Linked DNA regions of Mus musculus: region 1 is linked to region 2. The links are chromatin contacts, found by Hi-C or POLR2A ChIA-PET in ENCODE. All regions are on one chromosome and are shown on one strand. The core of a region is the stretch at or near the end of the contact, and the rest is flanking DNA. Distances in the headings are between cores, read along the strand shown.

Region 1 (6,222 bases), core at 2,620-5,119, 99 kb before region 2:
TAACTGTAATTTTGATACTGTTGTGAATTGTAATGTAAATATCTGATATGCAAGGTATCTGATATGTGGCCCCTGTAGAAGTGTCATGTGATTCCCCCACACAAGGGGTCATGACTCACAGGTAGAGAACTGCTTTAGACAAATCCATGGGGTTGAGAGAGGATGTCAGAACTGCTGTGCAAGAATGGTTATAATTAAGCTAGTGTCTTCTGAGGGAGACCAGGGTGATCTAGGGTCTTTGTTGAACATGTGTGGAAAGTGGGAAAGTACCTTGGTGGCTGAGTTTCCAACAGAGCAGGAACCCCACCTACAGCTTCAAGGATGTCTCACCACAAGGGGCATCTGACCTTCAGGAGACAGAGCCACCAAGACATAGCAGTTTTATCTGTTGCCCCCTTGCTCAACTCCTTGTGATTCACTAGCTGCAGGATCTCAGGTCTTTATATCTGCAGGCTTTCATTTCCTCCATCTTTGCACCTTACATCCCTCAGCTGACCTTAAATGAGTCTATATACATAAGACTGTGGCACAGGAGTTGGAAGTGTAGCTCCGTTGAAGGCGTTTGCCCAAGGCTCCACCACCAGCATGAGAAACAAACATTGACCAAAGGGCACAGCGACCAAAGCACAGGTCAAAGTGGATTCTGAATTCTTGCTTCACAAGTGAGGGCCCAGAGAAATTCTGTCGCTCCAAGTGTCAGAGCCCATGTATGTACGACAAGGTAGGCAAGATAGATCATTTCATAACAAACATATCTGCTTATGGAAAAGTCCCAGTTATCAGAGATCACTGGCTAGAGATTTCCCCTTTTATTATAACTCCATTTGTCCCATGCTTGCCTTCATTGTAGTTCAGGAATGAGGCCTACAGCTTAGGGATAGCTCAATGTGAGAATACTTACCCAGCATGCATAGAGCCCTGAGTTCTAGCCCCAGAATGACAACATAATAATGTGCCTGGCACGTGTGTTCTCAGTCTTAAATTTATGACATCTTGAACCTCTCATTTGTGGGACTTTGTAACTCAGGTTTCAGGGAAAGCTGTATTCCTGGAGGCTATAAAATGCAGATGGGGTGTAATGGTCTCATAGTGTGTGTGTGTGTGTGTGTGTGTGTGTGTGTGTGTGTGTGTGTGTGTGTGTGTGTTTATATATGGCTTTTCCAATTGTATAGAAACCATGGGTGAATAAATACATATGGATCTTTGCTAATGTCTTGAGGATCCTAATTGCTTAAAAAATGAATTTGTTTTCAATGAAACTTGGCATTGGTTCTTAGATTTCAGAACCATCCCTGTAAACTTGATCTGTTTATAACTCCTATAACAAAAGAGGAATGATGTATGAAATGTTTTAAGACTGGGAGCCTGTTTTAGAAGGCATGCATTGCAGGAGCTGAAGGAGAACACTGTGGAGTAGGATGAGGCCTGGGGAGTCCAACACGACACGCAGGGCCAAGGATCCAAAAGGATGCACATAGAGATGAGTCCTTTCTGGGGTTGTAGGAGCTCTGGGGACCCAAGGCCTCAATTTCCCCCCACTTTAGTAGTAACTAAGCTTTAGGACTTTAGACAGGTTCTTCCTGTGGTGTGGGGATAGAGACAGATGCAACCTCCTAAGTTTGTGCAAGGATTACGTGAGATAATGCCCCATCGTACAAGAAAGTGCTCAGGACAGTGCATAGCCTATTACTATAGTCACCTATGCTCTAGGTTAAAATGGGCTGGAGAGATGGCTCAGTAGTTTGGAGAACTTGCTGGTCTTCCTGAGGACTCAAGTTCAGTTTCCAGCACCCATGTTAGGCAGCTTGCAACCATTTATAACTCCAGATCCAGGGAATCTGATGCCTCTGGTGTCTGTGAGCACCTGCACTTGTGTGCACATACTCACATGCAGATGCACGTACTTATACATCATCGTCATCATCCAAACCACCACCACCACCATCATTATCACCGACGCCGCCACCATCACTACCACCTCTTCTCACCAGGGAGACTGTGTAGTCCCTGTGGCAGCTGAATGGCACTGGGGAGCCGTCAGCCTGCAGAGTCCACACACCACCCATGCTTTCTTCCTAGAGCTGGCAGGAGCTATGGATTCAGCTTTTTAGCTCCATTTCCTTTGAGATGCAAAGCACAAAGCCTAGGATTTCTAAAGCAGGGAGTTTATCACTTCTGGTGAGCCTTGTTTATGGAGGCACTTTCTAAAATGCTTAGTTTCTTTTAAAAATGACCATTTCAGTGCACTTTAAAGAACATTATTTAATTAAGTTACACAATTTAATAACACATCATTTGCCCTTGTGCTCCCCCTCCCATTCTAGAATCACATCTTCTTAAAATTGTTCTTCCACCAGTTATGAAACTGAATCAGAGCCGGGTGTGGTGACGCACGCCTTTAATCCCAGCACTCGGGAGGCAGAGGCAAGCGGATTTCTGAGTTCGAGGCCAGCCTGGTCTACAGAGTGAGTTCCAGGACAGCCAGGGCTATACAGAGAAACCCTGTGTCGAAAAACCGAAAAAACAAAAAGAAAAGAAAAGAAAAGAAACTGAATCAGAAACAGGAGTCTACTGGCTTCCTGGGTCCCTTTGTGTGTCAGTGTGTTTGTGTGTGTGTGTGTGTGTGTGTGTGTGTGTGTGTGTGTGTGTGTAACAACAATTAAAGCAAAAGAAGCCACATGAATTTGAGAGAAAGAGAAAGCAGAGAGTATATGGAAGGAATTGGAAGGAAGAAAGAAAAGGGGAAAATGATGTAATCATATTTTAATTTTAAAAGCTAAAATGGGCCCAGTCAAGCTGCCAAGCAATAAGAATGCATAATTACATCTGAGCATCACCAAGAGTTTTCAATATTAAAGAAAAGTAGAAGACACAAAAACTTTCTGAAGGTCTTAAAACAACAACAACAAATCACCACATGACTGGGCTGGGGAGATGGCTCAGTGGGCAAAGTGCTTGCAAGACCAGAGTTCAGTTCCTAGAACCCATGTAAAAGCCAGGCATGGCATCAGGCACTTGTAACCCCAGCAATGAGAAGGCAGATACCAGCAGATCCTAGGAACTTGCTGGATAGCCCACCTAGCCAAAATAGTGAGTTCAGTGAGATGCCTTGTCTCAAAAAAGTAAGGTGGAGTGTGATAGAGGAAGCACTCAAAGTTGGCCTCTGTCCTCTGTGTGCTCATGCGCACACTAGTACACCCACGCACACACCTATGTACATACTTGGAGGGGGAAGAGGGAGAAAGAGAAAGCAAAGCAAGGCCTGGATGGACCACATGACTTTTTCTTGCAAGCCTCAATAAAGGCCTGAAGGAGTGACACAATGCTCTGGAGATTCTAGAGTGAAGTGGTTTCTGTCCTAGAATCATCGGTCAAGCCTCTGTAGATCAGCCATGAGGACATAAGGAGGACCTTTTGGAATCTGCACACCCTCAACACAAAGCCCATGAGAAGCCCAAAGACTGAACCAATCATGGAGGGAGTCATGGGGGCCTAGGGAGATGGCTGCGCACACGTACAGAGCGCAAGCCCTGAACATCAGAGTGACCACAGATGTCGATACAGAAATACAAAATGAATGGGAGGCCCAAGGAAAGACAAAAACAGACTGTGAGAAACTGGAGCTGAGTTACCAGGATGGCACAAAACCAAGGGTAAGATCGCTAACTCCAGGAAAAACAGAAGTTCGTACGGATATGAAACAGTAATCTAAATTTACTGCAAGGCCCAGACAGGAATAATATTCAGGTAGTTGCAAGGGACTGAGTGTTGAACTGGTTGTCTTGTGGTGTTTTCGGGGAGATGAGAGGACTGGAAGAGTCTGGGTGAGCACAGGAATTGAAAGAAGGAGTGGGAGAATAGCCAGCATTGCTAATGGAAGGCAGCCAGCCACTGAAAAAGGAGCCATCCATACTCAGGCTGTTTGGAGAAATAGTGTCTAAGACCAAACAGCTCAGGCACAGACAGTTGCCTTGCTGGATAAAACTAAGGGTATCTATAGCTTTGACAAAAACTGGAGCAAGGACAAACAGGCAAAACAAACAAACAAAATGTATGTTTGATCTGACACCCTAAAACTAGGGAAATGTGGAGTTTCCGTTGGTAAAATTATCTCCCGAACTGACTCAGACTATGCAAAAAAGAATGTAGAGAGAGACACTAAAAAAAATCATTGTAATTAGAAGGGACTAGAATTCTTTGGAATTGAAAACTTTTGGAACTTGTGAAAATTATGGAACATATTAGAAGAGGAAATAAGAGCTCCCATTATGAAACAGAGCTGACTGAAAACTCACATGGCTTCATGAAAAATTGTGAGTTTGGGTTGGATGATGCTTTGGTGTTTCCTGTGGGGAGCTGCCACAGAAGGCGATCCAGGCTGCAGGCTGTCTCTCTTCATAGTCCGTCAAGGCCTCCTGTCTGTACGGCAAGAGGTAATGTAAGGAATTGGACTGTATTGGATGCTTCTCCGATTCCGTTATCAAAGTTGTTTTGCTACTATTGAGGGTCTCCGTGTGTAAGGCTGTGGGCCACAGCACACACGTGGAAGTCAGAGGACAACGCAAGGAAGTAGGTTCTCTCATTCCACCACGGGATTCTGAGCTCGAACTCAGGTGGGTGGATTGTGATGCAAGGGCCTCTACCGGTGCAGCCATTTTGGTGTCCCACATCTTCAGTTAGGGATTCTTGATTGGATATGATCTCAACAGGAGTACAAAGGTCACAAGGGAACAGTCACGAGGGAGTCCCTACCACAGAGGAAGCTCAGGAGGCACAAATCCAGGAAACACAGGAACTTGGGTGGCTGAGAAGAAATGGAGCCAACTAAGCAGCCAGGACCCAGAGTGAAAGATCAGTCACTGGGAACCCAGCATAAAATGTGGGAGCAGGGAACAACCCGAAGGGAACTCAAGCCCCATGACTGACTGTGCATCCTGCTCCCATCTGTTTGGGTTTTCCTGCTTTGCACTCTGCCAGCAACGTTGGAAAATGCATGAAACGATTCCATCTCATCGCTAGCAGGGAGGCTGATCAGAAGGAGAATATAATGAAGTTGGTCATGGAAATGGCGGGGGTGTATCCTGTAGAAATCAAAGCCAGCAGGCATGAGCCAGGACTGTCTCTTTTACAGAATACTGCTGGGATTCTCAGCACAGCATCCTGAAAAGGCCCTGGGAAGAGAATTCTGGACCACTTCCTAAGTCTAAGAACTCTGTGGCAAATTCTCCAGGAAAGAATGTCATTCAAAGTGTTCAACTGGGTTCCTGGTTGATTTCTCTGGGAATCAGATATGGAGTCAACTACAACTTAGAAATTAGACACTAGAGGACTAAGCCTCCAGCCCACCATCACCCTTGCCTTTTGTGTCCCCTAGCTCTTGGACTCCTAGCTAGCATTAGCATTATGTGTTTCTATCGTCTTCCAAAAGGAAAGGGGGAGGGGAAGGCAAGCCTGGACCCTGGCCACCAAGTCCCAAGGACACAAAATTTCACTCAAAGGATCCACTTTATAAGACTTGGTTCAGAGACTATACACAGTTCAAGGTTGGTACAAGATAATTGATCACACTGTGAACCCTGAGACTATACACTGGAAAAAAACTGTCTCTAGTTAGAGTGTAGCTCAGCCCAAACACACACCTTTAATCCAAGAGTGTTGTAGGATACTTGATCACATTATGAGATTGCATATTGGAAAAAAACACAATCTAATGTTTCTAGTTATGGTTTGGCTCAACCCAAAAACACACTTTTAATCCAAGAGCTTTCTTTCTATTGTAAAAAAGGTTAAGTAAAGTCAACGATACATCAGAGACAGAGTAAGCAACTTGTCAGGGAAGGAACATAGGAAAAGGCCATAGAGAGTTGGGAGGAAGTCAGGAGGACAGATAGAGAGACGCACAGGAAGTAGAAAGGAGGGACATTCTGTTAGAAAGGTTTTTAAGACACTGAGGAGGAGAACTGACTCTTACCTTCTGAGATGTCAGTTGAAGAGGAAGGTCAGCTGGGTTCTTTCTCTGCCTCTCTGAGCTAGTAGGCTTTTCACTACAGCACCTGGCTCCTGAGTCTTCATTTGGTAAAAATCAAAGGATTGAGATTTTGTTTTAAAAACAATAGAAGGCCACATAGGACTTAAACAACACCAAAGGTGATGAGCCATGTAGAGATGAGAAAGGTCTGCAGACCTTCTAATTGTGGCTTCTCATTCAGACAGAGCAAAGAG
Region 2 (5,772 bases), core at 2,889-5,388:
CACCAGGTCTAGGGCGGCGTGGGCACAGTTCACAGAGGGACCGGGGGGCTGCCAGTGCTGCCCGCAGTCGGGCAGAAACATCTAGAGCTCGCTCAGTCTGCCACAGTTTTGCTGCTGTAGCTTGGGCAAAGGGTCTAAGCGTTTTGGGGCCTGTTTTGTTTTGAGGTTGTCTCCCCCTTATTGCTCTGGCTGGCCTCAAGCCTCCCCGGTTCACAGACCTGCCGGCACACAGCAAGCTCAGCTAAGACCTTTTCCAAACAGCTAGAAAGCTTCCAGAACTACCAACTTGCTCACAATACACAGTGAACTCAATTATTTAGGAGTTTAAGCACTTAAAGCCCATTTTAATTGCAGGGAAACTCTGGTTTAATTCTGAATAATGCTCTGTGGAGAATAAATGTACTTTTTTTCCTGTTTTTTTTTTTGGTTGGTTGGTTGGTTGGTTTTTCGAGACAGGGTTTCTCTGTATATCCCTGGCTATACTGGAACTTTGTAGACCAGGCTGGCCTCAAACTCAGAACTCCGCCTGCATCTGCCTCCCGAGTGCTGGGATCAAAGGTGTGCACCACCACACCCGGCTTTTTTCCTGGTTGTAACACCACTTTCACAGTAATGATTTTAACTTTGTCCCTGTAATTTAATTTACGTAGCAGTAGTGTGATCATCATAATTTTAAATTTGATGCTGTTCATTACCTATGTAGTTGATGCTTTATGTTTTCCTTTAAATAAATTTAAATATTAACTTTTTTATTTAAACAGAGTCTTGAATGACTTGAGTTCCCACTGTCTAGAAACAACCACAATTACTATTTCGTATGTAACATGAAAATATATATGCTGTGTTTGGGGCTCCTGAATTTCAAATGCTAAAGCTAGTACTGTATTTAAGAGGGTGTTTGTGGTTTAGATTACTACAGAATTACAGAGCCCACTGGCTTCATATTCCCTCTCCAGCATCCCACCTATCACAGAGAGGAACCTGGAAGTTTTATGTAGGGAATTGGATCTGTGTAGGGTTAACCACCTTCAGCCTTTGGCTGCTTCTTACTTCACCCAGAACTGGTTCTAGAGGCTGCCGGTGACCCTTGACCTGACGCTTGGCTGCCACAGTGAACTTAGGTGACGCTGCTAACCAGGACTCTCTCCTTGTTCCTCTAGATTTTACCGGAAGACCAAACTGGTTGGTTTTCAAGACATGGAGTGTGTGCCCTGCGGAGACCCACCTCCTCCCTACGAACCACACTGTGAGTGATGTGCCAAGTGGCAGCAGACCTTTAAAAAAAAAAGAAAAAAAAACAAACAAAAACAAAAAACCCTGTGTCTAGAAAGCCCTTTATTGTGTGCCTCTGTCAACAGTAACCTTTGATTTGCATGCCCAAGGGAAACAAGGGGTTGCATTACTGAGCCCTGTTCATCTTAGATGCTCAGTGCAGGAGACCAGGGTTCACTGGGCTGTTGGGGGACTAATGCTCACACACTCTGGGGAGTCCCTTTTTCTGCCCTTGATAGGACCACACAGGGGTAGACACTTTCCCCAGTTCTTCCGGGGACGTCCTCCTCCTCCATAACGTATCCATTGGATTCCCTGCTCACTAATTCTTCTGATCCTCTCACCTGTCAAGTCCGTGAGGAGAGAAGAGTCTTTGCACTCCTCGGGGCTGGGGCAGCCGCACGGGAGACACATGAGTCTTGGTGTTAACAGCAGTCTTTTTGACCATTACTTTTTCCCCTTGGGAACAAGGACATTGATTGTATTCTCGGCCTGCACGGTGACTGCTCAGTGTCTTAATGCTAAGAAAAGCTGGCTGACAACCACCCAGGCAAGGGATGGGGTCAGTCAGCGAAGGGTGAGGCAGGCTCTGCTGACCAACAGGGCTTGCAGGATAGACTCCGATCCACGGCATCTGCCCTCTTCCGTCTTTCTGTAACCAAAAAACCAAACCAACAAAACCAAAGCTGCACTGTTTAATCTGGCCTTTCTTACTTGTGTCATTGTTTAACAACACTCTACAAATCTATATAGGAGATACCTATGGGGTCTTCTGTATGCATTTACATCAGAAACATCCTCCCGCCAATTAAAACTCAAGGACCTGATCCTGCTTGCCCTTTATTTTTAGGAGGCAAGCTGATCTGTTATTAAATAAATGCCATTAGTACAGACCAGGTTAGAGCTGGAAAGTACTGTGGTCCTCCCCTCCCCCTCTCGCCTGATGTGCTGGGTTTGATTTAATGCAATCAAAAGTCTGAGGCGTTGGAATGTTTTGCAGTTAGGGTTTTAGCTAGCTAAGCTTAGATGGCATGAAAGGGCCTTCGGACCCAGGACTCGTGTGCAGCGCTCATGTCTTATGCAGCCTTTGGTCATACAACCTGGAGAAGACAATTAATTAGTTTAACTTACAGAACTATACATTCCTCCATGTGTCAAGCTTTCTAGGAAGTAAAGAAAGACAGGTGTGAAGTCAGAAGGGCAGTGGGCCAGCTGAGGGCTTTCCTGTCACAGATGGAGAGAGCCTGGGGTCTCCGTGAGCTGCATCTCTGTCAAAGAGGTTTCTGCTGTCTTTGGCACCTTCTTCAGGAAGCAGTCCAGAGTTTAATCCCCTCAAAGGAGATCTGGAAGTCTTTGGGGGAAGTGATCCTGGCGCCTCCTGTTTGTGTTTCTCCTCAGGGCTTTTCAATTTATCCACAAAGAGCCTCTTCTTCAGGCCCCTTGGGGGTTCCTGTGCCCTTGAGCCTCCCAAGGCTGCCTGCGGAAAGTAGGCTCCTTCAGGCTGCCTCAAGCAGTAAGGTTTGTCCCAGGGTGAATGGGGAACAGGCTCAGCTGGGGCTTCCTGGCTCAGAGAAGGAGCTGTGGTCCCAGGACCTGGGTACTAGACTAGAGGAGAGTCCCAGAGGCACTCTTTTCTTCTTCTTCTTCTTCTTCTTCTTCTTCTTCTTCTTCTTCTTCTTCTTCTTCTTCTTCTTCTTCTTCTTCTTCTTCTCCTTCTCCTTCTCCTTCTCCTTCTCCTTCTCCTTCTCCTTCTCCTTCTCCTTCTCCTTCTCCTTCTCCTTCTCCTTCTCCTTCTCCTTCTCCTTCTCCTTCTCCTCCTCCCCCTCCTCCCTCCCCCTTCTCTCCCTCTTCCCCCCTCCCCCTCCCCTCCCCCTCCTCCTTCTTCTTCATCATCTTCTTCAAAACAAAATGGGGACTCACACTGGTATTCCATTTTCAAAGATTGACAGTTCATTTGCTTTTAAATTTGGTTTTGTTTTCTTTCAAAGAATAGATTGCTGAACACTATTGAGAGAGGAAGTCTTAGTATTGCCCCAGGCATGGGGACTCAGCTATAGTTTCAGCTCTCAGGAGGCAGAGTCAGGATGATGGCCTTGACTTTGAGGCAAGCCTGGGTTATAGAGTTATTGTCTTGTCTCAAAACAACGACAACAAAACCCAAAACAAGTCCTGGTATTTTGGGCCACACAGGAACGTAGAAGGGTGTGGTGTATGAATCTCTCCATGACAGCAAGGCTTCCGGCTCACCTATGCATGGTAAGGGCAACATGGCTAGCAGAGACCCTCAGTCCAAGAGTTTCTGTGACAGGCTGCTCAGCAACACTGTGCTCAGCAAAGCTTGTGAATAATAAGTAGGAAAAGCCATATCTGAAGCGGGCAAAGGGACAGACAGGCAAAGGGACAGATAGGCAAAGGGACAGACAGGCACAGCACAATCACCTACCCTATTGGGAGCCCCCACAGCTCTCTTTTAAAAACCCATACAAATAGCAAATCAACTGGGAAGAACCTTGAATTGCTATGGTTAGCTAGATGGATTTTAGAAAGCCCAGGTACTAGAAATGTATCTTTTAGGGGACTACCATTGTTTCCCTCTATTTTTCCCTCTTAAGCAAACATAAATGTGCAATAAGTTCAAATGTCCTTTTAAAGTTAGTTTTGAAATGACTTTAATTCATGATATAAGGAGGCCTTTTAAGTTCTTCCAAGTGATTTGAAAAAAATCCCACTGTTTAACAGTGTGGCTCACAACGCATCAATATGAGCCCCGAGCCACGCACAACTGCCAACACTGCAGGCCAGCACACCTCCTGCTTTCCTTTCTCCCACACGCAGAGATTTATCTCATGGGTATGACTTTAGAGTCACGTGGCCTGTTGTACAGAGCCCTCGAGAACAAAGCAAACATCTAGGTTAAACACAGTCATACTGTGGTGAAAGCCTCTTTGAGTCACTTCTAAACCGCGTATTCCAGCCACAGCAGCGTTCCAAATCGAATAAGCAGTATTCAAGAAAAATCCCACAAAATTCCACATTTTTTCATCAGATCCAAGGCAGGGTTTAGCTCTAAATGTCTCGGGTGTTTTCTTCTCTCTCTCCTTACTGTCCCAAGTGGGTGCACATTTGAGACAGTCAGAACAAAGCCTGCAGTTGGGAATTTTACCTAAAGTGCCTTTCTTTTGTCTACTGTCACTGTCACTGTCAGCAGTATGTTCCAAGATCAGCCAATCACTACCACCCAATAACCGCTATTGGTGACTTGGCAGGGGGCCATGGGTAGATAGAAGCCTCACTTTCACTTTGTTATGGGTGACCTCAGCATGCATCTGGTGGGGACTGGTCATGGGAAAGGCAAAAGACTAGCTGAACTGAAGGCTCCTCAGCTATCAAAGAGTAGACTGCCCTTTTGTACTGTCCTTCGCTGGGCACCTGCGACAGAGATAGGTATATGCAAGCACTGTCCCAGGAGAAGCCAACTCTTGAATTACCGTATCCCTAATTGCATGGTCACGGCAGGAGAGGTAATGGGACAGAAAACAGGTGAAATTTTAGCCTGAGCAAGGCAGACCAGCACAGGGGTGGAGGTCCTGAGTTGTATCTGGGGCTTACAGTGACATATTGGGCACTCATTCGCTTAGTTATATCCCAAACCTATCACCACCTGGATATTATTATTATTATTCCTGTTGGCTGGGGAATAAAACAGAGTCAAAGAGAAGATGGAAGTTATGTCAGTGTTTTATATTTGGGAACCACCACTCATAATTTACTTCCATTGCACTTAATAACTAATTTTGCTATGGAGTCATGTCTCAGTCCTTAAGACCACTGGAAATATGTGTTTCCTGGTGCAACCCATGGGTTGGGAACTGTTGTTCTAGGCACACTTGTGAGCGATTATTTCCCTTAGGTTAGACTCTGGACGTGCCCGTGGGGAATGTTCTTGATGTAGTTAACTGAAGTGGGAATACAGAGTGAGCACCATCGTTCACCCGCCCATGTGCCTAGCGTGACCTCTGCTGTCTCAGGCTCCTGCCACCCTATGTCTGCCACCATCTTTAAGATGCTTTTTAGCAGGGAGGGTGTTTTATCACAGCAACAGAGAAGTAACTATGGCAACAGGGGACCAGAGGTTCTTTCTTGTGTTTAAATCACTTTGCGGCGGCAGGGCCATAAGCTTACCCTGTAAAGAAAGAAGTTTTCTATTTAGACAATGTCTATTTATGAATTTATGTCACAGTGCTGGCTCCAAGCCTCGTGATGCTAGGCAGTGCTGCCCACCAAGCTGTTCTTTCAGGCCACCTCTTATTCTGGCTGCAGTCTCACTATGATGTCCAAGCTAGTGATTCTCTGTCTCAGCCTCCTGAGTAGCTGGGCACATGTAAGCTGTGGAGAGATTTGTTCTCTGATGTCCCGAATCTCCTCCATCTCCCATTGGGCATTTCCTAACGTACAAAGCTATTCCCAGGCCACACTAATTTTACTAGCGTTCTTGGAACC

The links. Hi-C counts contacts between places; a loop is a spot of excess contacts on that map. ChIA-PET counts read pairs that join two places held with the same protein, here RNA polymerase II (POLR2A).
Region 1: a map of T-helper 17 cell shows a loop between it and region 2 (1.9-fold over the local background). The contact joins two enhancer-like sites. A Hi-C loop is called at or near these places in 2 of 37 maps with a recorded cell type or tissue (T-helper 17 cell and adrenal gland). POLR2A ChIA-PET finds 5 or more read pairs at or near these places in 1 of 5 experiments (embryonic stem cell).

Annotation. Positions count from the first base shown.
Region 1 is chr14:61,089,924-61,096,145 of GRCm38, reverse strand. No RefSeq gene overlaps it. Among named protein-coding and RNA genes, the nearest start is that of Gm41168, 36 kb to the right of the region's middle. Within about 2 kb of position 3,869, at least 1 of the 3 ENCODE cell types and tissues checked has a DNase peak (open chromatin) inside an H3K27ac peak, as active enhancers do.
Region 2 is chr14:60,992,079-60,997,850 of GRCm38, reverse strand. Tnfrsf19 (tumor necrosis factor receptor superfamily, member 19) reads left to right here. Exons shown (of 10, transcript NM_013869.5): 5 at 1,161-1,246. Among named protein-coding and RNA genes, the nearest start is that of Gm41167, 43 kb to the left of the region's middle. Within about 2 kb of position 4,138, at least 1 of the 3 ENCODE cell types and tissues checked has a DNase peak (open chromatin) inside an H3K27ac peak, as active enhancers do.